Linked DNA regions of Homo sapiens: region 1 is linked to region 2. Evidence: read pairs that join two places in POLR2A ChIA-PET (ENCODE). Cell type or tissue: CD4-positive, alpha-beta T cell. All regions are shown on one strand. Links, peaks and the distances in the headings refer to the core of each region. The heading gives the core; the rest is flanking DNA. Region 1 overlaps LOC124900486 (a long non-coding RNA gene). Region 2 has its middle 190 kb from the start of RRAGB.

The links. ChIA-PET counts read pairs that join two places held together with the same protein. Peaks named below come from ENCODE experiments on the same cell type or tissue, not always from the same donor. Only the 100,000 strongest peaks of a DNase experiment are listed, where the experiment ranks them.
Region 1: POLR2A ChIA-PET joins it to region 2 with 18 read pairs; 2 of 35 experiments call an interaction of 5 or more read pairs at or near these places.

The regions. Positions count from the first base shown.
Region 1 is chrX:56,062,877-56,078,518 of GRCh38, forward strand. The region is part of intron 1 of LOC124900486 (a long non-coding RNA gene); the gene reads left to right. It also overlaps a transcript of KLF8 not described here. Among named protein-coding and RNA genes, the nearest start is that of KLF8, 160 kb to the right of the region's middle. RefSeq lists an enhancer at 3,388-3,647. In CD4-positive, alpha-beta T cell, for the core only: no CTCF peak of the experiment used is centred there; no DNase peak of the experiment used is centred there.
Region 2 is chrX:55,900,259-55,915,900 of GRCh38, forward strand. It overlaps a transcript of KLF8 not described here. Among named protein-coding and RNA genes, the nearest start is that of RRAGB, 190 kb to the left of the region's middle. RefSeq lists enhancers at 8,895-8,964, 9,025-9,084. In CD4-positive, alpha-beta T cell, for the core only: CTCF peaks have their summits at 7,865 and 8,064; a DNase peak (open chromatin) is centred at 7,923; H3K4me3 peaks cover 1,586 bases; H3K27ac peaks cover 514 bases.

The sequences.
Region 1 (15,642 bases), core at 3,014-11,013, 160 kb after region 2:
TTTCTAATCTTGTCTTCATGTTTTATTTCATTAAGTTGATCTTCAATCTCTGATATCCTTTCTTTTGCTTGATCGATTTGGCTATTGATACTTGTGTATGCTTCACGAAGTTCTCGTGCTGTGTTTTTCAGCTCCATCAGGTCAGTTATATTCTTCTCTAAACTGGTTATTCTAGTTAGCATTTCCTCTAACCTTGTTTCAAGATTCTTAGCTTTTTTGCATTGAGTTAGAACATGCTCCTTTAGCTCTGAGGAATTTGTTATTACCCACCTTCTGAAGCCTACTTCCTTCAATTCATCAAATTTATTGTCCATCCAGTTTTGTTCCTTTGCTGGTGAGGATTTTGGATCCTTTGTAGGAGAAGAGGCCTTTTGGTTTTTGGAATTTTCAGCCTTTTTGCACTGGTTTTTCCTCATCTTTGTGAATTTATCTGCCTTTGGTCTTTAGTGTTCGTGACCTTCAGATGAAGTTTCTGTGTGGTTGTTTTTTCTGTGGATGTTGATGCTATTCCTTTCTGTTGTTAGTTTTCCTTCTAACAGGCCCCTCTGCTGCAAGTCTGCTGGAGTTTGCTGGAGGTCCACTCTAGACCCTGTTTTCCTGGGTATTACCAGCAGAGGCTGCAGAACACAAAGATTGCTGCCTATTCCTTCCTCTGGAAGCTTTGTCCCAGAGGGGCACCCACCAGAAGGCAGCCAGAGCTCTCCTGTATGAGATGTCCCTGCTGGGAGGTGTGTCCCAGTCAGGAGACATGGGCGTCAGGGACCCACTTGAGGAGGCAGTCTGTCTCTTAGTGGAGGTCAAGTGCTGTGCTGGGAGATCCCCTGCTCTCTTCAGAGCTGGCAGGCAGGAATGTTTAAGTCCACTGAATCTGTGTTCACAGCCACCCCTTCTCCCAGGTGCTCTGTCTCAGGCAGATGGGAGTTTTATCTGTAAGTCCCTGACTGGGGCTGCTGTCTTTCAGAGATGCCCTGCCCAGAGCAGAGGAATCTAGAGAGACAGTATGGCTATGGCAGCTTCACCGAGCTGCAGTAGGCTCCCTATGTGTTCTAATAATGGTGGATACTATCCTTTCACTTCCAGGTTTATGACCTTCTATATATGTACATATATATCAATATATATATACACACACACATATATATAGAATGTGCATGTGTATATAATACATGTATGTGTATATATATGTATATACATATATACATGTGTGTGTATATATACATATATACATATATACGTATGTGTGTGTATATATATGTATATACATATATATGTGTGTGTGTGTATATATATATATATGCAGGATGCAGTCTTGTGTGGGTCTTCAAAATGGTGCCTTGTAGCTGCCTAGGACTCAGGAGGTATTATATTCTCCTGCTGAATTTATTATTTTATTATTGTGTAATACTTTTTGTCTTTTTGCCTTTTTTTTCTTTAAAGTCTGTTATTTAAGTACAGCTACTCCTGCTTGCTTTTGGTTTTCATTTCCATGGAACATTTTATTTCATCCCATTACTTTTACTAGATACGCATTTACATGTGAAGTGAGTTTCTTGTGAGCAGCATATAATTGGGTCATTTAAAAATTCATTCTGCCAGTCAATATCTTTTAAGTGGAGAATTTAACCTGCTTACATTCAAGCTTATTATTGATATGTCAGGACTTGCTTGTGTCATTTTATTAGTTGATTCCTCGTTGTTTTATATATTCTTTGTTTCTTTATTTTTCTCTATTTATCACTGGGGTTTGGTGATTTTCTGTAGTGGTACCATTTCAGTGCTTTCTTTTTATTATTTTTTGTGTTTCCTCTACCAGTGAGTTTTATATGTTTATGCGTTTTCATAATGGTGGCTATTGTCCTTTCACTTCCAGGTGTACGACTTTCTTAAGCATTTCTGGTAGGGGCATTCTAGTGGTGATAAACCCTCTCAGCTTTTGCCTTTCTGGGAAGGACTATTTCTCATCCATTTACGAAAAGTTCCTTTACTGGGTATAGCGTTGTTGGCTGGCAGTTTTTTTTCTTTCACCACTTGGAATATATTATCCAATTCTCTCCTGGCATGTAAGGTTTGCTGAGAATTTTGCTGTTAGTCTCATGAAAGTTCCTTTATATGCGCCTTTATGTGCATTTTTGGGGGTTTTTAGAATTCTCTCTTTGACTTTTTACAGTTTGACTGTAATGTGACTTGGGGAAGAAATTTTAGTTGTGTATATTTTGGAATTTCTGCTTATTATGTATTAGATATCTAAACATTTTGCTAGGCTTAGGAAGTTTACAGCTATTATTTTGTTAAATAGCTGTTCTATTTATTTTGTTTCCCCTTCACCTTCTGGGACATCACAATTTTGAATATTTAGTCACTTTATGGTGTCCCATATGTCCTGTTGACTTTCCTTATTCTTTTTAATTTTTTCCTGTTTTTTTCTGACTGGGTTATTTGAAAAGATCTGTCTTCAAGTTCTGAAATTCTGTTTGATTTAGCCTAGTTTTGAAACTTACAAATATATTTTTATTTCATTCAATGAATTAATTAGTTCCAGATTTTTTTATGATATCTATTTTTTGTAAATTTCTCATTAATATCTTAAATTGTTATTTAAAAATAATATCTGTTTTCTTGTATCTTTTTGAGATTTTTAATACCATTTTCAATTCTTTTTTAAGATTTCATAATTTTTTTTCATTGGATCTGTTGCTGGAAAGTTGTTGCATTCCTTTGGAGATGTTGTCTTTTCTTTGTTATATTTCTTGTGTCCTTATGTTGATATCTGTGTATCTAATGTACAAATAGCTTCTTTCAATTTTTTGAATTTATTTTCACAAAGATGGGTTTTTTTTAAAGATGGATTTATGTTGTTGGTTGGGTAGGGAACTTTGGGTTTGATTCTGGGTGTTTGCAGTAATATAGTCCTTGTATGAGTTATTTGACTGTAAACAGCAGTTATTGCTATGATTTCTTCAGTGGTTTATAGTGCAGTTGCTAATAGAGGCTGTTGTGATGTTTGTGTGTGGATGTGAATGCCAAGTATGCCTGTCTTCAGGCTTCCAATGTGGCAGCAGTGGATTTAGTGTGCCTAGTTTTGGGCCCCAATGACAGCAGGTCTAGGTAGGCTGATTTGTTGGACCCCAAACAGCTTGCTCAGGTACAGGCAGTTTCACCATTTGCCCAAGTGGGTGAGTGAGTCTTTGGGGCCTTGGGTAAAGGGTGTAGCATGAGTGATGGCAGTAATAAGGGCAGAACAACACTCTGGCTCCCAGGTGGTTTCCTCTAGTGTTGGTGGTTTCTGTGATATGCTGTGCACAAAAGTACTCAAGCTTGCAGTTTGTGTGGGTGGGTGCCAGCTGCAGTCGTGGCATGTTGGGTGTTCTTCAGTCTCCTAGGAGGAGTGCTCAGATGTCAAAGGTGATGAATGGGGCAGGGTGATTCCCAGGCCCCCAGATGTTGGCCTCAGGCTCTGCAGGGGCATAGTTGGGCCAGATGGGCCTGCTCTCAGGCCCCTCAGTGGTTCATGTGAGCACCGACTATGGTAGACAGGGGCCTGGATATGTGCAGTATGTGCAGGTTGGTGCAGCAGTAGTTTTGTTGCTTCCCTGATGCTCAGGAGGGTGAGGTTGCTTGCATTGGCAGCAGCACTAGGCATGCAGCTGGGGAGCATATACTTCAGCACCAGGTGATTTTTGCAAGCAGGGTAGCTTGTCTTCATTGCACTTGTACATGTGTGTTGGTCCTGCTACTGGGGGTAGCAGGCTCACTGTTAATGGTTCCTGCTTTAATCCTGTTGGCACTAGCCAGCAGTGGTACCTGGATGTGGGTGGAGGATATCAATTAGGCTCCAAGGATGTGAATATACAAAAACTGTTGAGACCTAAGGCAGGATGCAGTCTGATGGGGACTAGACCTTCCAAATGGTGCCTTGTAACTGCCTAGGACTCAGGAGGTGTTTGGGACACAGAGTGAGCTTCTTCTGTGGAGCAGTGTCACAATGTGTTCTCCAGGCCACTCCCTACATTAGTCTCCAGGCCTACAAGGGCCAAGGGGCTTTACAATGGTTAGGATTGCAGAAGATCATGCTGGGAATTTGGACTGCTGGCAGCCTTTCACTTTCCATTAACTGAAGATCCTTTCCAGGCTCCAAGCCAATTCTGACCAAGCAGACTACCTTGCTTCTCTCTCCTCCCTTGCCTTAAATGTTTTCTGTCTTTTTTCTGTTAAATTTCAGCATTCTGTCTTAGGTGATCTCTTCAAGATGATACTGTCTACTCACTAATTTGGTTTTGTGTGGTAGAAGCTTTAAGGTGGCTGACTAGAGGCATCCAGTACTCACGTCTTCCATTCGTCTTTGTGGAGTACGTGAGTACCAGATGCCTCTAGTCAGCCATCTTAAAGCTTCTTCCCAAAAAAATTTTGAAATCCCCTTGAACTCTTGTAGCCAATAGGTCAGGCCTATTTTTTTACATATCAGATTTTTGTTATTTTTCATTTGAATAGTGTCTAGGAACTCAGAATGGTTTTGGAAGCTTTTAATCTGAGTAATTGGGTCATTTTTACCTGCATGAGAGGCAGTGCCTAGATGGTAGACTAGAGGCAGCTCATGTGTGCTGTTCTCAAAGAAAGGAAACAAAAGGGCTAGTGAGCACTAACTCTGCAGGTTGATCTTCTGAGAAACCAGGTCAGGATCCATCAATGCAGCAGGGGAACACAGAGAGCAGAGGATCAAAGCTGGTCAACAGCCAGCCTGGACTCAGCAGAGAGCCAGGAGAACCTCTCTAATATGAGAAAGAGTGAGTGAGAGCACCTAGGGAGATTCACACTCCAACAGGGACCTGTGCAAGACTAGGAATGGGAGAATCCCCCTTCCCCCGTCCCCCTCCTACACTTCTAAGACTGAGGCAGAAAACTGTTCAGACTTTTTCACAGGCAACTCTCGAGTCCAAGGGGACTTCTACAAGCCTTGGGCCCTAGAAAACACCAGCACTTGCACCATAGCTCCAATAGAGGCCAAAGTGGCAGTATCTGGGAGCAGTAAGATTGCTTTACTTCCCCTTGCTGGAAGAGGCTCAGCACCAGCTTCTAGCCTAGCGGTCCTACTTTGGCTTGAATTCGGCCAGCTATTTCACCCACCTTGCCAATGGTAGCCAAAGTGGAAATGCCTGATATAGCCTTCAGCCTCATGGTCTCCCTTTTGTGTGAACTCAGCTTTAGGGTGAAGCCTCCTGATGTTCTAGGAGACATTCTGACAGCAGGGCACATGACCCCATCCAGCCACACCACTGATAGCCAGAATGTCAATGCTTGCTAGAGCTTCTGGCCTAGTGGTCTTGCTTTTTTGTGAACTCAGCTGGATGGTGCCACTTCCTGTTGTCCTGGAAAATACCCGGATGGCAGAGTGTGTGACCCCACCTGCCCTGCCACTGGAAGCCAGGTGGGCAACACCTGTTAGAGCTTCTGGCCCGACAGCCCACTTCTGTTTGAGCACAGTTAGAGGGTGCAGCTTCCTGTTTTACCAAGCAACACCTGGATGGCAGAGCACATGACCCCACCCGACTCTGCCACTGGAAACCAGGTGAGCAACACTTCCTAGAGCTTCCTGCTCAGTGGCCCTGATTCTGTGTGAACTCAGCTGGAGCACACAGCTTCCTGTTGTTTTGGTGAACAACCAAATTTTGGAGTGTATGATTCCACCCACTCGCACCACTGGCAACCAGGCAAGCAATGCCTGCTATAACTTTTGCCCCAACAGCTTCGTTTCTGTGTAAACTCAGCTAGAGGTCACAGCTTCCTGTTGTCCCAGGAAACACCTGGATTGCAGAATGTGTGACCCCACCCACCCCTGCCAATGGTAGCCAGGCAAGCAATGCATGCTAGAGCTTCCAGCACAGCAGCCCCGCTTCTGCGTGAACTCAGCTGGAGGACACAGCTTCATGTTGTCCCATGAAACATCCAAATGGCAGAGTACATGACCCTGCCTGCCCCCACCACTGATAGCCATGCAGGTAATGCTTGCTAGAGCTTATAGGCCAGCAGCCCTGCTTCTTTCTAAAGTCAGGTGGAAGTCCCAGCTTTGTTATCCTGGGAAACACCTGGTCAGCCATGCACATGACACTCCACCCACCCTGACCACTATTAATGAAGCAGGTAACACCTATTAGAGTTTCTAGCCCAGCAGCCTCACTTCTGTCTGAACTATGCTGGCATGCACAGCCTCCTGTTGTCCCAGGAACCACTCAGATGGCAGGAGAGGTGACCCCACCCACCCATGCCACTGACAGCCAAGTGGGCAATGCCTATTAGAACTTCTGGCTCAGCTGTCCTGCATCTGTGGGAACTCAGCTGGAGTGTGCAGCCACCTGTTGTCCTGAGAAACACCTGGATGGCAGGGTGCATGACCCCACTGATCTAATCCCTGCCACTGAGAGCCAGGAATGCAATGCCCACTAGAGCTTCTGACCCAGTGGCCCTGCTATTGTGTGAGCTCGGTTAGAGGGTGCAGCTTCCTGTTGTCCTGAGAAACACCCACCCTGCTGTCCCCCACTACTAGTAGCCAGGTGGGATATGTGTATTAGAGCTTCTGGCCCAGTAAGCCCGCTTCTGTGGAAACTCAGCCGATGGGCACAGCCTCCTTTTGTCCCAGGAGGTACCCAGACAGTAGGGATGGCATCCCCACCCACCCCCACTGCTGGTAGCCAGGTGAGTCATGCCTGATCGAGCTTCTGGCCCAGCAGTTCTACTTCTGCCTGAATTTGCTAAGGGGTGCAGCCCCCTATTGCCCTGGAAACACCCAGATGCCAGAGCAGTCAACTCCACCCACCCCCATCTCCTGTAGCCAGATGTGCCACATCCCCTAGAGCTTCCAGCCCAGCAGTCATGCCCGGCTTCCTGCCCAGCAGTCTTGCCCGGCTTCCTGCCCAGCGGTCTTGCCCAGCTTCCTGCCCAGCGGTCCTGCCCAGCAGTCCTGCTTCAGTGTGACGATTCCTCAAGGATCTAGAACCAGAAATACCATTTGACTGAGCAATCCCATTGCTGGGTATATACCCAAAGGATTATCAATCATTCTCCTATAAAGACACATGCACACATATGTTTATTGCAGCACTATTCACAATAGCAAAGACTTGGAGCCAACCCAAATGCCCATCAAAGATAGACTGGATAAAGAAAATGTGGCACATATACACCATGGAATACTATGCAGCCATAAAAAAGAATAAGTTCATGTTGTTTGCAGGGACATGGATGAAGCTGGAAGCCATCATTCTCAGCAAACTAACACAGGAACAGAAAACCAAACACAGCATGTTCTCACTCATTAGTGGGAGTTGAAAAAGAACACATGGACACAGGGAGGCAAACATTACACACTGGGGCCTGTCGGGGTGTTAGAGGGAAGGGAAGGGAGAGCATTTGGACAAATACCTAATGCATGTGGGGCTTAAAACCTAGATGATGGGTTGATAGGTGTAGCAAACCACCATGGCACATGTGTACCTATGTAACAAACCTGCACGTTCTGCACAGGTGTCCCAAATCTTAAAGTAAATTTTCTTAAAAAAAGAAAAAGAGAGAGAGAGAGTGTGGTACATATAAACCATGAAATACTATTCAGCCATCAAAAGGAAAGAGATCATATCCTTTGCAGGGCCATGGATGAAGCTGGAAGCCATCATCCTCAGCAAACTAACACAGGAACAGGAACCCAAACACTACATGTTCTCACTCATAGGTAGGAGTTGAACAATGAGAACACATGGACCCAGGGAGGGGAATAACACACACCATGGCCTGTTGAGTGGGGGCAAGGGGAAGAAACTTTGAGGACAGGTCAATAGGTGCAGCAAACCACCATTGCTCATGTTTACCTATGTAACAAACCAGCACGTTCTGCACATGTATCTTGGAACTATAAGTAAAATAATAAAAAAAGAACATGTGGTGGTTTTTAAATATCTGAATGTATCTAACTAAATACATTGGCTAAGTAAATATAAGGTAGTCACATGTAAGCCTGATGCTCATGTAAGAAACAGTATCCTATTATGGCACAGACTGTATTGGGAATATATGCATCATTTACTCTAATAGGAGACAGCTAATTTTATGTTCCTCTAGTATACAAACATCCTGTGAAGAGTGAAATAGTTTTTCAAAGCAGGCTGAAGTGCCACTGAAGAGAACAGACTGAGTATAATAGATAACCTAGATATTAGTGTCTTTCATATTGGCCATGGGATTGGCCAATAGCTCATAGGATTGTAATAACCTCAGCAGAAGCATTTTGATGTCATAAAGTCAAGGTCTAATTTTTCAAGACTGAATTTGAGATATGAAGGAAACTTAATTACCAGAAGGTAATTAAAGGTAATCTACCATTTGAAGTATTAAAAGACAAAAAAACTATTAAATTTTTATCAGCGTAATGAGGTAGAAGATTCAGCAATCAGCTAAGTTCAGAGTAGTTGCTATGGAGTGGGAAAAATGAGCTCTTTTATTTTCTTTAAGTGGCATAAGAAGATCACAGGGGTTCAAAATAATAGAAGGAATATAAAATAAATTATATTAGTGTTCTAGGAGGTATCAAAATGTAATTATAGACAAAACTATCAGTAAAGCAAAGAGACAAAAAAGGATGTTGAAGAATGAGAAAATTAATTTTGTTCATTGTCTTCGATAGAAGCTTTTCACTTCTGAAGTCAGCAGCTTGTGCAGGATTTTTAATAATCCTCAGTTTAAATTATTTTAGTGGAATAAAGTCTAGTAGTCATTTAAGTGAAGAAACATGAATCCCAGGATCAACACTAGAGTTTTACTGATATGTAAATGAATAAAACAGTACCTAATTTGGTCACTTCAATTGAAGCCCAACAACAGTTTTTCTTTGATGCCTTTTTCAGAAGACCAAATCTCCAGGATTGTGAATCAATCAGAGAATGTTTAGGTAAGAGTTTTGAAAATGTTCCTTGTGTTTGTTGTAAATAAAGCTGGAGATATCATTTGAGTAGTATGTATTATTCTGTCATTAGCCTGTAATAGACTAGAATACAGGATTGGAAGTGAAATTTCTCATGACACTGCATGAGACAGCCTGTTAATAACTCATAAGGAGATAACTTGTGGGTCCTTAAGAGGTATGAAGTTACTTTTAGCAGATAAGAATGACTTTTTGTGCCTTGGAAGTTTGAGGGTTACTACAGTTTTGGACAGTTACATTATTACAATTTCACTAATTCTCTTTATTCTTCCTGAAGTTTCTGGGTGAAAAGGACAGTCGAGATTTTGAGTTAAATGTAAGCTGCAAAGAGCTCTTTAATGTTAAATAACAGTACCAGAGAAATGTACCTCCTTGCTAGTGGAGTGATAAGTATGAATTTTCCAATTTGGAAATACAAATAATCAAGAACTTTTGATTAAATTTAAAAATCATTACATTTTTAGTTTAGCAGCAAGAAAAAGCCTCAACCAGCTCCAAGAATAAACAACAATAACTATAATGTACTTATTTTCCATTTGGAAGTATTCAAATGGTACCTGAGGATCTGTTACCAGTCAATAGTCTATATTTGCAGTCTTACTAGTATTGTGTTATTGGCAGGTAGATTAGCTCTTCAAATCATCCTTGGCAGTATCTCTTAAAATTCCCCCGCTAATATTAGTTTAATGTTGTGGCCATTATATCTCTACTATCTTGGGCGATATATTTACGCTTTTATCTTTTGTCAGCTGATAAATCCATGTGAAAGCAACTAATACAGACTTCTAAATTGACTTTATTACCACAAGAAGCTTAATTTTTGTAAAACATTCATTCTGTAAAAAATTTATTCTGGTGAAATATATATAACAAAATTTTGGCATTTTAACCATTTTAAATGTACAATTCAGTAGCATTGATTACATTTATGTTGTACAATCATCACTACTATCTATTTCCAAATGCTTTTAATCATCCCAAGCAAAATCTGTCGCTCTTAGGCAATAACTTTAACTCTCCCTTCCTGCAGTTTCTGGTAAACTCTAATCTACTTTCTGATTCTATGAATTTGCCAATTCTAGATATTTTATATAAGGGGAATCATACAATATTTTTACATTTGCATCTGGCTTATTTCGCTTAGCATTTTTTTTTTTTTTTTTGAGACGGAGTCTCACTCTGTCGCCCAGGCTGGAGTGCAGTGGCGCGATTTCGGCTCACTGCAACCTCCGCCTCCCGGGTTCACGCCATTCTCCTGCCTCAGCCTCCCGAGTAGCTGGGACTACAGGCGCCCGCCACCACGCCCAGCTAATTTTTTGGTATTTTTAGTAGAGTCAGGGTTTCACCGTGTTAGCCAGGATGGTCTTGATCTCCTGACCTCGTGATCCGACCGCCTCAGCCTCCCAAAGTGCTGGGATTACAGGCGTGAGCCACTGCGCCCGGCCAGCATTATGTTTTTAAGATTCATCCATATTGTAGTATGTATCATAAATTCATATTTTATGGCTGAATAATATTCCATTTTATGTATATAACACATTTTGTTTATCCATTTTTCTGCTGACAGATTTGCGTTGTTTCCTCCTATTGCTCATTGTGAGTAATGCTGCAGTGAACATTGGTGTACAAGTATGAGTCCCAGTATTCAATTATTGTGGTTGTATGCCTGGAGTGCAATTGCTGAGTCACATGATAATTTTATGTATTCCCTTTTGAGGTACTACTATATTATTTTCCACAGTGGCTGCACCATTTTATATTAACACATATATAGACAAGGGCTCCAATTTATCTGTATCCTTACCAACACTTATTTTCCATGTTTTTTGATTAAACCTAAGTTGGTGAGTGTGAAGTAGTATCTCATTGTGATTTTGATTTGCATTTCCATGATGACTAATGATGGCTTTTTTTTTTTTTTTGGAAAGAGTTTCACTCTTCTCGCCCAGTCTTGAGTGCAATGGCACGATGTCAGCTCACTGCAACTTCAGTCTCTCCAGTTCATGCGATTCTCCAGCCTCAGCCTCCCAAGTTGCTGGGACTATAGGCGTGCGCCACTATGCCCAGCTAATATTTTGTATTTTTAGTAGAGACGGGGGTTTCACCATGTTGGCCAGGCTGGTCTCGAACTCTTGACCTCAGGTGGTTTGCCCACCTTGGCCTCCCAAAGTGCTGGAATTACAGGAGTGAGCCAACGCGCCTGGCAGTGATGTTTAACATTTGTTCATGAACTTTTTGGCCATTTTTATTTCTTCTTTGGAAAAAAATCTTCTCAAGATTTTGGCCTATTATTGGTCTGTCTTTTTGTTATTAAATTGTAGGTATTATTTACGTATTCTGAATATTACAGCCTTATCAGATATGTGATTTGAAAGTACCCTCTTTTTTGTAGATTGTCTTCTCCTTTTTTGATAATGTACTTTCATGCACAGAAGCTTCTAATTTTCATGAAGTCCCACTTTTATATTTTTTTCCTTTTTTTGCCTTTTGTCACCTTTTGGTGTCATATCGAAAAATACATTGCCAAATCCAAGGTCATGAAATTTTACCTCTATGTGATCTTCTAAGAGTTTTATGTTTTAGATTATATATTTAGGTGATTGATTTCTTTTAATTAATTTTTGTATGTTTTCAGATGGTGATCTGACATCATTTTTTAATATGGAAGTCCAGTTTTCTTAGTACCATTTATTGAAAAGATTATCTTTTTACTATTGAATACCCTTGGAACCCATGTCAAAATTAGTTTATCTATATATGTTAAGGGTTTATATCTCAAATATAAATTCTAATTCAGTGGTCTATATATTTATTTCTATACCAGTAACACACTCTTTAGATAATTGGACCTTTTTAGTAAGTTTTGAAATTGGGAAATATGAATCTTCCAACTTTGTTCTTTTTCATGATTATTCAGGCTATGTAAGGCCACTTTCAATTCCATATGAACTTGAGGGTTAGCTTATCCATTTCTGCAAAACAGTTGGAATTTTAATAAACATCACATTGAATCTGTAGATTGTTTTGGGTAGCATTGACATTTCAATGACTTACATTTTCCAATCTATGAATGCAAGAAGTATTTCTATATTTTAGGTATTCTTTATTTTTATAATTTTTAATTTTTATGGGTATTTAGTAGGTGTATATATATATGGAGTACATGATGTGTTTTGATAGAGGTATGCAATGTATAATAATCACATCATGGAAAATAGAGTATCCATCCCCACGAGCATTTATATTTAGGTCTTCTTTAATTTTTTCAACAATTTTGTTTTCCCTTTCTAATTTTCAGAGTGTAAGTCTTTCATTTCTTTTGTTAAATGTATTACTATATATTTCATTCTTTTTGATGCTATTGTAAAAGGAATTATTTTATTAATTTTAATAATTTTCTTATATAATCTTAAATTTACAAATTATTCATTGTGATTGTATAGGGATACAACCTATTTTGCATGTCAAACTTGTACTTTGTAACTTTTCTGAATGCATTTATTAGGTAGAGTAGCTTTTTAAATTTTTTTTATTTTTAATTTTTCTGAGTACATAGTAGGTGTATGTATTTATATGGCACATGAGATGTTTTGATACAGGCATATAATGTGTAATAATCGCATCATGGAACATGAGATACTCATCCACTCAAGAATTTATGCTTTGTGTTACAAACAATCCAATTACACTCTTTTAGTTATTTTAAAATATACAATGTAATTATTGACTGTACCCACTCCATTGTGCTATCAATTAGTAAGTCTTATTTATTCTTTCTATTTGTTGATACCCATTAACCATCCTCACCTTCTTCCACCAACCCCACCTACCCTTCCCAGCCTCTGGTAACCGTCCTTATACTCTCTGACTCCATGAGTTAAATTCTGTTAATTTTTAGATCTCACAAATAAGTGAGAACATGTGATGTTTTTCTTTCTGTGCCTGGCTTATTTACTTAACATAATGATCTCCAGTTCCACCCAGTTGTTGCAAATGACAATGTCTCATTATTTTTATGGCTGAATAGTACTCCATTGTGTATATATGCCACATTTCCTAAAAACCATTCATCTGTTGATGGACGCTTACATTGTTTCCAAAATTTTTTTTATTATACTCCCCCCACACCAGAACAGTCCCCAGAGTGTGATGTTCCCCTTCCTATGTCCATGTGTTCTCATTGTGCAATTCCCACCTATAAGTGAGAATATGCAGTGTTTGGTTTTTTGTTCTTGCGATAGTTTATTGAGAGTGATGATTTCCAATTTCATCCATGTCCCTACAAAGGACATGAACTCATAATTTTTTTTTATTATACTTGAAGTTTTACGGTACATGTGTACAATGTGCAGGTTAGTTACATATGTATACATGTGTGATTCTGGTGCACTGCACCCACTAACTCGTCATCTAACATTAGGTATATCTCCCAATGCTATCCCTCCGCCCTCCCCCCACCCCACAACAGTCCCCAGAGTGTGATGTTCCCCTTCCTGTGTCCATATGTTCTCATTGTTCAAGTCCCACCTATGAGTGAGAATATGCGGTGTTTGATTTTTTGTTCTTGCAGCAGTTTACTGAGAATGATGATTTCCAATTTCATCCATGTCCCTACAAAGGACATGAACTCATCATTTTTTATGACTGCATAGTATTCCATGGTGTATATGTGCCACATTTTCTTAATCCAGTCTATCATTGTTGGACATTTGGGTTGGTTCCAAGTCTTTGCTATTGTGAATAGTGCTTCAATAAACATACGTGTGCATGTGTCTTTATAGCAGCATGACTTATAGTCCTTCGGGTATATACCCAGTAATGGGATGGCTGGGTCAAATGGTATTTCCAGTTCTAGATCCCTGAGGAATCGCCACACTGACTTCCACAATGGTTGAACTAGTTCACAGTCCCACCAACAGTGTAAAAGTGTTCCTATTTCTCCACATCCTCTCCAGCACATGTTGTTTCCTGATTTTTTAATAATCACCATTCTAACTGATGTGAGATGATATCTCACTGTGGTTTTGATTTGCATTTCTCTGATGGCCAGTGATGGTGAGCATTTTTTCATGTGTTTTTTGGCTGCATAAATGTCTTCTTTTGAGAAGTGTCTGTTCATGTCCTTTGCCCACTTTTTGACGGGGTTGTTTGTTTTTTTCTTGTAAATTTGTTTGAGTTCATTGTAGATTCTGGATATTAGCCCTTTGTCAGATGAGTAGGTTACAAAAATTTTCTCCCATTTTGTAGGTTGCCTGTTCACTCTGATGGAAGTTTCTTTGGCTGTGCAGAAGCTATTTAATTTAATTAGATCCCATTTGTCAATTATGGCTTTTGTTGCCATTGCTTTTGGTGTTTTAGACATGAAGTCCTTGCCCATGCCTATGTCCTGTATGGTAATGCCTAGGTTTTCTTCTAGGATATTTCTGGTTTTAAGTATAACGTTTAAGTCTTTAATCCATCTTGAATTAATTTTTGTACAAGGTGTAAGGAAGGGATCCAGTTTCAGCTTTCTACATATGGCTAGCCGGTTTTCCCAGCACCATTTATTAAATAGGGAATCCTTTCCCCATTTCTTGTTTTTCTCACGTTTGTCAAAGATCAGATAGTTGTAGACATGCAGCATTGTTTCTGAGGGCTCTATTCTGTTCCATTGATCTATATCTCTGTTTTGGTACCAGTACCATGCTGATTTGGTTACTGTAGCCTTGTAGTATAGTTTGAAGTCAGGTAGCGTGATGCCTCCACCTTTATTCTGTTGGCTTAGGATTGACTTGCCGATGCAGGCTCTTTTTTGGTTCCATATGAACGTTAAAGTAGTTTTTTCCAATTCTGTGAAGAAAGTCATTGGTAGCTTGATGGGGATGGCATTGAATCTATAAATTACCTTGGGCAGTGTGGCCATTTTCATGATACTGATTCTTCCTACCCATGAACATGGAATGTTCTTCCATTTGTTTGTATCCTCTTTTATTTCATTGAGCAGTGGTTTGTAGTTCTCCTTGTAGAGGTCCTTCACGTCCCTTGTAAGTTGAATTCCTAGGTATTTTATTCTCTTTGAAGAAATTGTGAATGGGAGTTCACTCATGATTTGGCCTCTGTTTGTCTGTTATTGGTGTATAAGAATGCTTGTGATTTTTCTACATTGCTTTCGTATCCTGAGACTTTGCTGAAGTTGCTTATCAGCTTAAGGGGATTTTGGGTTGAGACAATGGGGTTTTCCAGATATTAAATCATGTCATCTGCAAACATGGACTGTTTGACTTCCTCTTTTCCTAATGGAATTCCCTTTATTTCCTTCTCCTGCCTAATTGCCCTGGCCAGACCTTCCAACAGTACGTTGAATAGGAGTGGTGAGAGAGGGCATCCCTGTCTTGTGCCAGTTTTCAAAGGGAATGCTTCCAGTTTTTGCCCATTCAATATGATATTGGCTGTGGGTTTGTCATAGATAGCTCTTATTATTTTGAGATACATCCCATCAATACTTAATTTATTGAGAGTTTTTAGCATGAAGTGCTGCTGAATTTTGTCAAAGGCCCTTTCTGCATCTATTGAGATAATCATGTGGTTTTTGTCTCTGGTTCTGTTTATATGCTGGATTACATTTATTGATTTGCATATATTGAACCAGCCTTGCATCCCAGGGATGAATCCCACTTGATCATGGTGGATAAGCTTTT
Region 2 (15,642 bases), core at 3,949-11,948:
TATCCAGAATATATAACGAACTTAAACAAATTTACAAGAAAAAATCAAACAACCCCCTCAAAAAGTGGGTGAAGGATATGAACACTTTTCAACAGAAGACATTTATACAGCCAACAAACATATGAAAATAAGCTCATGATCACTGGGCATTAGAGAAATGCAAATCAAAACCACAATGAGATACCATCACACGCCAGTTAGAATGACAATCATTAAAAAGTCAGGAAACAACAGGTGCTGGAGAAGATGTGGAGAAATAGGAACACTTTTACACTGTTGGTTGGAGTGTAAATTAGTTCAACCATTGTGGAAGACAGTGTGGTGATTCAAGGATCTAGAACCAGAATAGCATTTGTCCCAGCAATCCCATTACTGGGTATATACCCAAAGGATTATAAATCATTCTAGTATAAAGACACATGCACACGTATGTTTACTGCAGCACTGTTCACAATAGCAAAGACTTGGAACCAACCCAAATGCCCATCAATGATAGGCTGGATAAAGAAAATGTGGCACATATACACCACGGAATACTATGCAGCCATAAAAAAGATGAGTTCATGTTCTTTGCAGGAACATGGATGAAGCTGGAAACCATCACTCTTGGCAAACTAACACAAGAGCAGAAAACCAAACACTGCATGTTCTCACTCATAAGTGGGAGTTGAACGATGAGAACACTTGGACACAGGGAGGGGAACATCACACACCGGGACCTGTTGCAGGGTGGGGGTCTAGGAGAGGGATAGCATTAGAAGAAATATCTAAGGTAGATTACAGGTTGACAGGTGCAGCAAACCTCCATGGCACGTGTATACCTATGTGACAAACCTGCATGTTCTGCACATGTATCCCAGCACTTAAAGTATAATAATAATAAAAAAGAGTACCTAAAATGTAGTGTCTTAAAAAATTTCTGGTATACAATATTATTAACTATAGCCCTCATGCTGTACGTTACATCTCTAGACTTATTCATCCTACACAACTACAACTTCATACCCTTTAACCTACATCCCCTCATCTCTCCTCCTCCCTTCTCCCACTGCCTCTGGTAACCACCATTCTACTGTGTGTTTCTACGTATTATACTTGATCTTTTTCTAGATGCCACAAATAACAGAGATCACGCAATATTCTTTTTTCTGTGTTTGTCTTATTTCACATAACATAATGTTTTCCATGTTCATCCACATTATTGCAAACAAAAAAACCTCCTTTTTAAAGGCTGAATAATATTTCATTACGTGTGTGTGTATACACATGCTACAATTACTTTATTCATCTGTCAATGGACACTTAGGTTGATTTGATAACTTGGCTATTGTGAATAATTCTGTAATGAACATTGTGAGTGCACATATCTCTGAGCTGCTGATTTCATTTTGTTTGGGTATATACAGAAGAGGGATTATTGATGGGTCATATGGTAGTTCTGTGGATTGAAATAATTAATATTGTTAAAATGCTAATGCTGCCTAAAGCAAGGTAAAGATTCAATGTGGTCATTACCAAAATTCCAACAGCATTTTTCTCACAAAATAAAAAAAAGTTCTGTAATTACTACAGAACTACAAAAGGCCTGAAACTGAGGACAGTATATATATTGATTTTTTTAAATCTGATGACCAAGAAAGCTACTAAGTGACTAATGGGTGGGTAGCATATGTGGTGTGGATAAGCTGGACAAAGGGATGATTCGCATCCCAGGTGGGAGGGAGTGGGAATGCTCGAGATAGTATGAGATTTCATCACATTACTTAGAATGCACACAATTTAAAACAAATGAATTGTTTATTTCTGGAATTTTCTATTTAATAATTGTGTGTCACAGTTAACCATGGGTAACTGAAACTGCTTAGAGTAAAACTGAGTATCAGGGCATTACTGTACCTAGGATTGGAATTACTGGAATATGTGGTAATTCTATGTTTAACTTTTTGAGGAGCCATCATACTGTTTTCCAAAGCAACTGCACCACTTTACATTCCCACGAGCAATGCATAAGGTTTCCAATTTCTCCATATCCTCACCAACACTTACTTTCCAATTTTTAAAATTATAACCAGCATAGTGAGTTTAAAGTGCCATTTCATTGTGGTCTCGATTTGCATTTCCCTTAATGAATAATGTTGTTGAGCATCTTTTTATATGCATATTGGCAATGTGTATATCTCCTTTGGAGAAATGTCTATTCAAGTCCTTTGCCCATTTTTATATTGAGTTGCTTTTTGTTGCTGTTGGTGTTTTAGGGGTTCTTTATAATTTCTGAATATTAATTCCTTATCAGATATATGATTTGCAAATATTTCTCTCATTCTAGAGGTCATGTTTGCACTCTTCTGATAGTGTTCTTTGCTGCACAAAAGTTTTTAATTTTGATGAAGTCCAATTTATCAATTTTTTCCTTTGGTGTCATATCCAAGAAGCCATCGTAAAGTCCAATTACATGAAGCTTTTTTCTCACGTTTTATTCTAAAAGTTTATTAGTTTTAGTTCTTATGTTTAGGCCTTTGATCCATTTTGGGTTGATTTTTGCATATAGTGTAAGGTAAAAGCCCAATTTCATTCTTTTGCATGCTGTTATCCAGTTTTCCCAGCACCATTTGTTAAAAAGGCAGTTCTTTCCAAAGTATTGACTTTTAAAGTTGACTTTAAGATGACTCTTTTACTTTCTCCAGGTTGATGGCTATTTTTCTTAAAATTTGTAAGAACACTTTATATATTAAAGACATTAACCTTTTGTTGCATTGCTGCAAAATTTTCACCCAATTTGTCTTTTGCCTTTTATTTTTACTTATAGTATGTGTATTAGTCTGTTCTCACGCTACTGATAAACACATATCTGAGACTGGGAAATTTAGAAAAGAAAGAGGTTTAATGGATTTACAGTTCCATGTGGCTGGGGAAGCCTCACAATCATAGTGGAAGGCAAGTAGGAGCAAGTCACATCTTACATGGATGGCAGCAGTCAAAAAGAGCTTGTGCAGGGAAACTCTCATTTTTAAAAACATCAGATCTCGTGAGACTCATTCACTATCACGAGAACAGTGCAGGAAAGACCCGCCCTCATAATTTAATCACCTGCCACCAGCTTCCTCCCACAACATGTGGGAATTGTGTGAGTTACAATTCAGGATGAGATTTGGGTGGGGATACAGCCAAACCATATCAATATGTGGTAGAATGTTTAAATTTTGTCCATAAACAAATCTGCCACTTTGTGGTTTTTGCTACTGGGAAAATGTTTTAAAATAGTATTCACATTCCAATATTTAAAAAATATATTCTCCTCTGATCCCTTATAGTTTTTTAAAACATTGTTAATGGACTTCAGATATTAAAAAAATGGATTAATGATAATCGATGGTTCTTGACACAGTATTATTGGTCTATTTATGTCATTTCCTTTTTAAATAATATAACAAATACATGTGAACCCATCACCCAACCCAAAACCTAGTACATTACCAATAACTCATATCTACCTGTGGTATCTTTTCTATCCCATTCTCCTACCTCCCTAACAGAAGTATCCTGAGATTATATCAATACTTCCCTTGCCTTAAAAAGTTTTATCTTATATGTATGTATGAACAGACAATATACTGTTTACTTCTGCTTGTTTTTGAACTTTATAAATTGATATTAAACCATATACTGTCTTTTAAGAATTGCTCTGTTCACTCAATATTTTGGTATTAAGATCTGTCCATTGTGTTGCATTAACTTGTAGTTAATTTTTACCTGAATAATTAATAGAAACAAGCTAGGTGCACTGTGAGTATAAGAGTATTTGAGTGAAAGAACAGCATGTGTGATGGCCCTGGGATGAGAAAAAGCATACCAAATTTGAGGAATTATAGAAAAGAAGGTCAGTGACTCTGGTGTCCTGAGGCCTGGAGGAAGGGTGACAGAAGACAAGTTAGGAGAAGCAGCCAAGGGATAGATCATACAAGGCCTTGTAGGCCATGGTAAAGATGTAGACTTTTATCACAAGTGCACTGGAAGACATTATGCAGGGTAACGACATGATCTGGTATGCAATTACTAAAGATTAATCTGGATACTTACAAACAGTTGATTGAGACAGGTGACAAAAATTCAATCTTAAGGTGTTGCAATTATTGTCCCCATTTGACAGATGTGAAAACTAAGCCTCACAGAGGTTAAGTAACTTTCCTGTATTACACAGCTACTACATGACAGAACCATGATATACAGAAACGTAGTATGACTTCAGAGCTTGCTTTTTTAACAGTGATACCACATATGGATCTAGAGTTTAGAGGGGTTTGGTTTTGGGATATAAAGTTAGGAATTCATCGGCTTATATTTAGAGTCACAGGACTGTATGAGATCACCTAGGGAGAGAATATAGACAGAAAAGAAGTTTAAGGAGAAGCCCTAAGGTACTCTAATATTTAGTCTTTGGTAGAAGAGGAGAAAAGAAGACTGAAAAGGAGCAGCCAGTAGGATAAGAGTAAAACCATGGATTTTTCACATAGAAGTTAAGAGAAAAAGGCTGCTTCAAGAAAGTAGCAGTGATCGACTACTCCAAATATTGCTGAAAGGTACAGTGAGTTAAGGACTGAAAAGTAACTATTTGATTTAGCAACATGGAGGTAACTGGAGACCTTCAAAAGAGCCATTTCATTCATGAAGTCATGAAGAAAGAAGGCAGGTTGGAATGTATTTAAGAGTAAATGGGTATTCCCAGGAAGTCTGAAGTCACCCCAGGAGATGGAATCCACAGGAAAATTTCAGACTAGAAGCTCCTTAAGGGGAAGAAATGAGCCATCTAACGTCATGTGCTTGGAACCTAGCAGCTTTTTCTATGTAATAGTGTGCAATAATTTATTTCTTGAACCTAACCGAATTAGATGTGACTTCTGTCCCCATCCTCAGGGAATTACATTCTAGTTGGGGAGGTAACAAAAAAATATAGCATGAGTGGATGAGGTGTTTTCTGTAAATGCAATCCAGACTACATATTAAATATGACCTCAAAATGGGTGTATAATCCTGAAGCCAAAACCATTTTGTAAGATACTTGGAAAACCACTCTTAGACATTTAGGGATAATCAAGAGCTTTCAAGTGTTGCCTTAACCAGAGGATAAATACTCTATTTAACTATGTACTCTTGCCATGAACTCTTAATCATTTCTTCTTTAGCAAGGGTTGCAAACTAAAATGCATACACAGGCCAAACTGGTAACAAAAATAAGTGAAATGTTCAGGTGAGGGCTGTAATAAGCTGACGAGATCATGGCACTTCTAGAGGGGCCAGGCACTGCTGATTTCCGACAGATTGACAGCACTCTGGAAAATAGGCTTAAGGATGAAAACACAGATTTTCATATATCCCTACATTTTTCAATGTTGATAATTTATTCAGTCAACACCTGCACAGGCACACATGCACACACACATATACATATACATTGCAGACAAACAAAATTTATCTGCTGGCCAAATTTAACTTATGGACTGTTGGTTTGTAACCTGTATTGTATAGCAATTTCCACAATTTTCAGGGTTGTCTCAATTTCAACCCAGTCTTAGCTTGCCTGATGCCAAATACTAAGCCCCTCTGCATCATCCTTACAAATAACCCTGCCTTGATTCTCAGAAATAGTGTAAAAGTTCTCTAAAACTTAAAGCACAACAAAATAAAATAAAATAAAATAAATTAGCCAGGCATGGTGGCGGGCGCCTGTAGTCCCAGCTTCTCTGGAGGCTGAGGCAGGAGAATGGCGTGAACCCAGGAGGCAGAGCTTGCAGTGAGCCAAGATTGCCCCACTGCACTCCAGCCTGGGCGAGAGAATGAGACTCCATCTCAAAAAAAAAAAAAAAAAAAAAAAAAAAAACCCCAAAAAACACACACACAAAAGTTAGAGAAAGGGGAAATTTATTGAAAGAGTCCTTTCTTTGCCTATGGTCCACAGTGCTTAGCATTGTGCTGAGAATATAACCATGGTATCTGTCAAAACTCCCTATAATATTATGCTCACGTATAAGTAGCAGCCTAGTAAAAGCTGCCTGGCATTCATGGCTAGAGGTCCAGAGATTTGGGCTGAGTAACCTCTATGAACAGGCAGATAGTTAAGGTTAGGACACAGTGGGTATAAGCAACCAATGACATGTTAATGACAGCTCAAGACAACCCTGAAAAAAAGATTGTTGTCCTCCTAAGTTTTCTCTTGTTGAGACTAAATAGCCCTATACTCTTCTAGTGGTGAAGGAAAATGGCTGCTTCTTATGACCCTGTATCAAGGTCATAGTTTACAAAATTGCTTAAACCACCCTTCTTGCTTTATGTAACCAATGCTCTTAATTTTATTCTTCCCTTCATCTTTAAATTAAGAACACAAGTCAACCATCAGCTATCCACTGCCAACCCTAAAAGCTAACCTGAAAGCACACTTCTACTATGTCACTGCTCCAATCATGTTGCCAACTCAGCCCAGAGGCAAGATATTCAAGCAGATGTTCTAAGGAAGAATAAATAGGGGAAGTAGTTCATATCAGGTGTGTATTTCTTTCTTGTTTTCTGTTTTGATTTGTTTATTGTTTACAAACAGATATCACCCAGATAAATCCCTGATGATATTGCCTTTAATTGTTCTTTCAACAAATTTTTATTGAGTCCCTACTATATGACACCCACTGTTCAGTATGCTGTGGATAGAGCAATGAGCAAAATAGATGATGTCCCTGCTCTTACTGAGCTTATACTCTAGTGGGAGACTTACTTTGTCACAGAAACAAACACACAGATTAAATTGTGATCTGTGCTGTGATAAAAATAAAATGAGATGAGGTCATAGAGAGTGCCTGGATTGTGGGAGTTACCTTAATCCACATGGTAAGGGAACGCTTTCCTGAGATGTGTAGGATATTGGAGCCCACCATGGGCATAATCAGACAGAAGGAAAAGGAATGCAAAGGCCTTGAGGTGAGAGAGATCTTAATATATTGCAATGAAAAGGAGGTCAGCATAGCTACAGCAGTGTGAACAAGGTGTTTACAAATCAAGTCAAAGAGACAGGCAGGGGACAGGTGGATCTTGAGGGCCTTGTTGATAATATAAGACAATCTGGATGCTAACTGCAATGGGAAATGACTGAAAGGTTTTAAACAGAGGTGCGACCTGGTCAGATTTGCCTTTTAGAAAGACTATTTGTTTGCTGGCTGTTGAACAGATTTTAGCAGGGCAGATGTGGAAGAAGGGTCACCAGTGAGGACACTCTTCTAGCCATCCATTTGGGAGATGGTGATGGTCAGGATCAGGGTCAGGGTAGTAGTAGTGGAAAGGGTGAGAAATGGTCAGATGCTGAACACACTTTTAGGACAAAGCTAACGGGATTTCCTCAATAATTGGATGAGACTTGTGAGAGAAGAATCAGGGATGGCTCCAAGATTTTTGGCCTAAGCAACCAGGTATTGTCATTAACTGAAGGGGGGGATGGCATTAAACATGATTTCTCATGGGTCATTCTGGAGTTCCAGTTATACCTGTGGGATGGAACCTCAGGGCCCTTCTCTGACTTTGAGCTGCCTAGTTATGAGGTGGGGCGGTAGTAAGGGACTGCTGTTTGGGTGAATTAGAGGCATAAGGCACATTTCTGGGAATCACCACCCTCTCTCCCTTCCCCTTCCCCATTCTAGTCAAAAAACATGCAGACTCACACAGATGAGAGACAGAGAAGACTGAGCATCCCAGGATAGGCAGAAGGAAGAGTCCCCAGAAACTCTAGAGCTGTTGTAGCCACTTCAGTCCAAAGACTGCATGGGCGTGGGCGGCGCCAAGGGGGCGTCGCAGAAACTTTCTTAGGGATCTGGCAGCCTAGGGAACCAGTTTTACCGGAAACAAAGTAATGAAAAGAGATGCGGTGGGGTGTGGCGGGGCCTGCCCCCTGCCGGAAGAAGTTTGGGTGCAGCCCAGTATTCAAGCTCCAGGACAAAGGGGGCGGGGAGGCCGCCACTAGCAAACAACCTCAGCTTCATAAATCCAGCAGAAAGGTCCGGGGTATTGTTGAAAAGGTCGGAAGGACCAAGATTATGTCCGCCAGCCTAAGTGGGACGAACAACCAAGTTGTGCGATGCAGCTTTAAAGGGGCTGGTGATTGACAGAATGGTGTAGTAGTAGATGGGGTGGAGCCGCTGGGTGGGGTCGAGACTGGCAGCTGAGAGATACCAAAAGGAAGAAAAAAGAAAACCATTGCTCTTGATATTGCTAATGCCGGGGGAGGTAAGCTAACGAGAAAGTAGGGAAAAGGAAGGTTTTAGAGTTCACCTCCACTCCTTCCCCTGGCTAACACTCTTTACACTCTTCTGCCTTCCCTTGAGATAATTAAAATAGACTGTACACCGGCCCTAGTCGGTGCCCATTCCCCCTAACTCTTCACTCAACTACGTGTGTAGTCCGAGGGAGTGAGGACCCCGGGTCCAAGAGCTCAATCCCGGCCCCGCCCCGTCGGCCCAGGCCCCGGGGCTGGGAGGAGAGGATGCCTTCGGAGGCGCAGAATCCGAAAGTAAGTTCCTTTTATTTTGCCTTACCAACTGCCACCTCCCACTCCACCTTCCTTTTATCACCCTCTCTGGGCGGCGAAATAGCCTCTTTCAAGGAAAACCTTTCAGGGTGGAGCAGAGTGGGGTTGGTAAGAAGGGGAGGGGAAGGGAGGTGGTGCTTTAGAGCCTAGGGGAGCTACCACGGGCGGGACAGGCGCGCTCAGTTCGATGGCTGTGTGGTTGGATCCTTGATTTCTCCTCCAGGTATTAGAGCCTCGACTTCCTCCCTCCTGGCATTCTTTCTTTTTATCACCCTGCAGCAACCCTATCAGGTTGCCTGAAGCCTCTAGCTGTGAGCTAGGAGGGCTCCATCTTGCCTGGCTTCTTAAAGGGACAGTGCACTATTTAACTGGAAATTCAATTATGAGAAGGGTGGCAGTACCTCTATGTTGGAAGGAATTTGTGTGGCGAGGACAGCTTTTTCTTACTCAGACCAGCTTCCATACTTGGTTCTAATATCCGTGTGGTTCTTAGGAGGTGCACCGTGGGCAATGTTGCCAAGTTACACATTAGTTAACTGCAGCCAGTTGACTGCTGTTTTAGCTCAAAGGGAAAATTTCCATTTCCTGAAAGGCGCCATGGCAGTGCAGGTATCTTGAACAAATTCATTCTACAAATTTTATTGAATGCCAGGTGCATTGCCTGTGGCTGATCACACTGCTGGGAGGTTTGTGTAAAATGTCAAGGCCATGCAGAGTGTTGTCAATGACTCCCTTTTTAACTGATTAGTAGCCTTCCCAGGATATGGAGACAAATGTTGAATTTGATTCCAACATTTACCAAACATTTCTTACATGAATGGCTCAATGGTTCACTTTTATTGTCTTCTGTTCAGTACCAGGTGTCCATATGCTCAAAGCCAAGTGACTGGGAATTCCAGCTAGAAGAAATAGGAACTCAAATCAAAATGGCATGCAGAGAGGAAAGAGCAGGAAACTTCAGTAGGAAAGCTAATGCCACTTTGGCGTTATCCATGTCCAGTAAGGGAGATTGTTTTGGGAAAGAGGGCTTCACCATCTCCCTTCCACTGTTAAAGAAGAGCTGGTGTGGCAGAAACTTGTTAGAAAGGGTCTCTTATGGACCAGTGACATCTCTTACATATTTGTCTCTCTTATGTTTCTGCACAGGGAGGGTGGCAGGACTGTGGATAGAGCCTAATGATACTCCACAGGTCGAAGAGATGAAAATATGTTTGAGGTTTTAGGGTTCATATTTCACTCTGTAGGTTTTTGTTTGGTCAATGGAATGCCACAGTTCCCGGTGCTCTGCAATTTCCTTTGTTTTGAGTCCCTTCCTAGTTCTTACTCAGCGGTCCAGGGTAGGGAACTGTGACAGAGCAAGGTATTGACACAAAATTACATTGTGTTATTATATTCATTCATTCATTCGTTCATTCATTTGACAATTACATACTGAGAATCTACTCTGTATCATCACCACACAAGACTCTGGGGAAAATATGCCTTCTTGGAGATTATATTCTAATGAGGAGGTGTTGGTGGAGGGGACTAACAAAAAACAATGAACATATACGTTGAGTGGGGATAAGATAGGAGAAAAGCTACAGGGCATGTGGAATTGGGGTGATTTTAAAGAATATATCTGAATGAAGTGAGGGAGCCAGCCGTGAGAATACCTGAGGGAAAGGTGTTCTAGACAGAGGAAGTAGCAAGTGCAAAGGCATGGTATGTTCAAAGAATAGTAAGAAGGTCAGTATCACTGGAGTGGACAAGAGGAAGAGTGCGGGATATAAGGTCAGTGAGATAGAGGGGGCTAGATCATATGGGAACTTGTAAAGACTTTGACTTTTATTCTGAATGAGACAGGAAGTCACTTGTAAAAAAAGAAGTAACAATCATTCTATTTGAAATTCTATTGCATTAAAGAGAATGAATCTTGAATTATTTATCTTATACAATCAAGATGGATTGTATTTTTATGTTTGGAATCTAATGCTCCTTTAAGAAAAACTTAGTAAACTTATTGCTAACTTGTTCATGTCAATTAATACAATTTAATTTCATACCAACCATTGTTTTATAAAATAAATATCTGAAGAAGGTTTCAAATGCACTTGAAACTACTGTTGACAGCACAGAGGTTAGAGATGCTGACCCCACACAGTTGAAAATCCATATATAACTTCTGATTCCCCAAAACTTATCTACTAGTAGCCTACAATTGACCAGAAGCCTTACTGATAATATAAACAGTTAATTAATATACATTTTGTAAGTTATACATATTATATACTGTGGTCTTATAATAAAGTAAGATAGAAAAAAGAAAACGTTTAGAAAATCGTAAGCAAGAGAAAATATATCTACTATTCATTAAGTGAAAGTGGATTATCATAAAGGTCTTAATTCTTGCCATCTTCATGTTTAGTAGATTGAGAAGGAAGAAGAGCAGGGTGTGGTCTTGCTTTTTCAGGAGTGGGAGAGGTGGAAGAAAATCCATGTATAAGTGGACCTGCAGTTCAAACCTGTGTTTTTCAAGGGTCAACTATACTTAAATACAAAAAGTCTCTTCAATGTACTTCAACAAAATATATTACAATAAATTTATTAGCACTAGAAAAAGTCTCATCTGCTTTAAGGAAATATTACAAGATTTTGTAGCACTCTTTGTCAAGAAATTGTGAAAATTATTTGCTTGGAAACCTTTTTTTAAACTTTCCATCCTGCTGGCACACATGATTCCTTTTAAGTTGTGCACTGTGCTTCCCCCAAGTCCTTCCCAGTGGGAGCTTTAAGTATAAAACACCTCATTAGCCTCAGGGAACTCAGAAGGAGAGAAGAGTGCGAGGAAGGGAATTGAGAGAAAGAAGAAAAAAGCCAAGGAAGTCCAAACAGGACAGTGCACTAAGAACAAGAACAAGTCACACAAATACAAAGTTTTAACCCCTCTGTTCCATACATTGAAAGTTCCATTCATTTCTGGCCTTGAAATTTCCACTTGTCCTTGTGACTCCCTTTTAGAGATAAGGTAGGTGTGCATGTTAGATGTGTGTGTAAAGGGAGACTTGTGGATTAGTGTAGGCTTCCCCTAAAACAATTCTTAACCTTGGCCACACACTGGAATCAGTTGAGGATATTTTAAAAATACTGATAACTTTGTCCATCCTCAGAGATACTGATGTAATTGGTTGGGGCACAGCTTGGAAGATGGATTTTTAAAAGAGCTCCCTAGGTAATTCTAATGTGCAGTAAAGGTTGAGAACCACTTGCTTAGAGTTGAGGTTGTCTTAGTATGGTGCTTGGACCAGCAGCATCAGCATCACCAGGGAACCTCTTAGAAATGCAGATTTTCAGGCCCTACCCCAGACATACTGATTCAGAAACTCATACTGATTGTGATAAAACAATCAGTACTTTTTTCATACACCATCTGGGTGACCTGGATACACACTGAAGTTTGAGGACTACCTTAGAGGTTAGAGGTTCTCATTTTTTTTCATTCCCAATACACCTAAGGAATATAACACACTCCTATTAGTAACAGAGGCTCACTGTGCCCTGTTTGTGAAAGGTGGAGAAGGAATATGCCTGTTCCCATCCCATATCAGAATCCCCATTCCCATTCCCTACTGCAGAATTTACAATCACTGTTTTAGAGTATATGGCTTTTTAAATTATATGCATTATTTCCTTTAATTTCAGCACTCAAGTTTCATGCATCACTTCACTTCATCCTCACAATAATCTTGTGAGGTAGACACTATTATCATTGCCATTTTATAATTGAGAAAACTGAGGCACAGGAAAGAAAGTACCTTATCCAAGATCATACAGCTAGTAAGTGTAAGAGATCCATCGTCTCCTGTACTTTCTAAGTTGTTTCATCAGTTAGGTTCCTTCTCTCTTATTTTCTTAAATTTCTTCTTATTCGTTGATTTTCCCACTCATTCAGCCCTATCCACCTAACATTGCTAACATATATTGAAGACCTCCTTTGTATCAGGCCCCTCTATTGAGCATGTTACAGATATCAATGTATATAATGTTCACAGCAGTCCTATTAAGTAGATACTATTATTTTCCTCATTGTTCAGTTAAGGAACTTGGGGCACAGCAAAATCAAGCAACTTGCCTAAGCTTACACAGCTAGTAAGCGGCAGAGCTGAGATTTGAACCCAAGTGTATGAAGTCTGTGCCTGACTATTATGCCATACTACCTAATCTTAAGCTTACAAGCACATTTTTTCCCTTCTCTAAATCTTTCTTTGAACTCATTTAAATTACCACTCCCATTTATTTTGTGCAGTTTCCATTTAAACCATCACTGAAACTGTTCTTGCCAAAGTTACTTAATGATCTGTCATGTTCAGTGCTCTCTCTTTAGATCTTCAGCCTTCTTGCCTCTCTACTACATTCAAGGCTGTTATATCTGACCTAGTTTATTATAATAGCTCCTTTATTGTTCTCTCTGCCTCCAATCTGTATGTCCTTTGCTATGGGTTGAATTGTGTTCCCCAATATATGTTGGAGTCTTAATTCCTAGTTTTTCAGAATGTGACTATTTGGAGACAGGGTCTTTATAGAGGTAAAAATTTAAAATGATCTCATTTTATTTTTTTATGAGATCATTTTAACTTTATTAAATTAAGTGGGCCCCAATTCAATATGACTGGTGTCCTTATAAAACAGGGAAATTTGGATACAAAGACAGACTCACACATTGGGAATATGATGTGAAGAGACATGGAGAATACAACCATCTGCAACCCAAGGAGAGGCCTAGAACAGATTCTTCCTTCACAGCCCTCAGAAGGAACCAACCCTGCTGACACCTTGATTTCATACTTCTAGCCTCCAGAACTGTGGGACAATAAATTTCCATCGTTTAAACGAACCAGTTGGTGACACTTCGTCATAGCAGCCCTCGGAAATGAATACAGAGTAGAGGGGAAAGGTTATTCCAGGCAGGAAGAATCTTATTACCAGAGGCAAGTAATGGGCATTAACATAATGTGGGTTGGAGAAGAACAGGGTAGGGTTAGAGAAAGGGTGAGTTTAAGAGAACTTTTTCTTGTGGTGGTAATACATATGGGGTAAAAGCAGTGGCTGGAAAAACAGCAAGGTTAAAATTCTTTCTCCTAGTGTTTCAGGGAAATAGCTAAGTTTCAAAGAATATTATCTAGCTAATGCCTCCTAATGCTAAAATGGCCTATATTTTGTTCCTTAGAAAGCTGAACTTAGGAATAACTCTCTGAGCTGGGAACATTTTACTGGTCAGTGATGGCATGATACATATGTAATGGACAGAGAACATGGAAAGGGGTTCAGAGTACATTTTTACAAGAATAATAACTCAAATATGATCTGCAGCTTTGGTTTAATTAAATCTGGTCATATATATTAACCATTTCCACTTATGTAAGGCAGATGGCTTTTGAAATGGGGAAGCAGCATTCAGTTATTCATCCCATTTATTTGTTCAATATATATGCCATGAGAACCCTCTATGTAGTCAGCTCTGTGCTACAGCCTGGGTATACAAAAATCTGAGACCTCAGTCTTGCCCTGGAGCTCAGCTGGGAGACAGACAAAACTCTAGCTAACATCTAACATTTCTTGATTACTTAATATATGCCATGGACCATACTAAGAAAATTCACAATAGTTATGCTCACTTTTTAGATAAGGACACTGAGGGTTAGAGGAAAGTTGAGTCAACTTCAGGAGAGGAGTTTTGGCAAACTTGCCAAGTGAGAAAGTTATTAATATGAGCAAGTAAAATGTGGGTGATTTGTGGGGTTAGACGGTCAGAGAAGACTTGCTAGAGGAGATGATATTTGAGTCTTGAAGGATAAATAGGAGTTTTCAACATACACAAGTTGAGAAAGAAGGAGCATGGCAGATGGAAGGAACATTATGTATAAATCAATGGAGACACCAGAGATATGCTATGTTCAGGAAATAGTGTTTCATTATGGCTGACACATAAGTTGGTGGCAGGAAAAAAGACTGGAAAAGTAGGCACAACCCAGGAATCAACCATAAATAAGAGTCTCTTATTTTTTATAAGCACGATATGAGGAACACTATACCCGAAAGCTATTCTTTACTATTCAAAACATTAGAGATTGCATAAACAGCTGCTTTCAGTACTGTACACAGAAATTAGAGGGATTTTTTTCACTGAGGGTCAGTCAATGAAGACCAGAAAAATTACTGGGACCAGAAGGTAGACAGAAACCTTAGGACTCAAAAATCATTGTTGATCAGGGAGAAGGGATGAGACTGGTACTTTGTGGGAGTCTGGACTGGTAGAAATGATTACTAGTCAGAGTAGTCAAAGCAATAATAATAATTTTAATAATACAGCAATAAATGTACCAAGTACTACTCTAAGCATTGAATTTACTATATCCATTTGATAAATGGGGAAACTCCAGTACCCCAAACCTCTGACAATAGCTGTAAAGAAACTGGGAATACTCTGCTAATAATTTGTAGAATTTGAATTTGAACGCAGATAGTTTGGCTATACAATCTACATTTTTAATCATTATGAAATATTGAACTAACTAGTCAGTAAGACCAAAAAAGGAAATAGAATCAAAGTGAGTCAGTAACTGTGGGTCCTGTTAAGCAGTGTAATGCAATGTACAAATGGGTACATATGAAAAAGATAAAAATAGATGAAAGATCTAAGAAGTAACATGTAAGACAGATTTTGCTGACCGAGGTCACAACTCAAGGGTTCACAAGTCACATTCAGGCCACAGATGTACTTGCCTTGAGCCATGTTCTTTTCAAAATTTGAATTAATTGCCAGTGTGTAAAAGGCAGATGATTTCACATAAAATAAGCTCACAGTTTTCTTGAAAAACTTGAAATGTGTGGCATCACTGGGCCTATACTGCCTCATGGTGACACTTAACACAAGCTGAAGCAGCAGCTTCCCCTTTATACATGTTATTTATTCATTAATATCCTTTGGTTGCAAAGGGTGTAAACCAGCTGAAGCTAGCTTAAACACAAGAGCAATGTGACTGGATCTTAGGAGTGGACTGGGTTTTGGAAATGGGAAGTTGTCAGCAACCTAAGGTGATTTT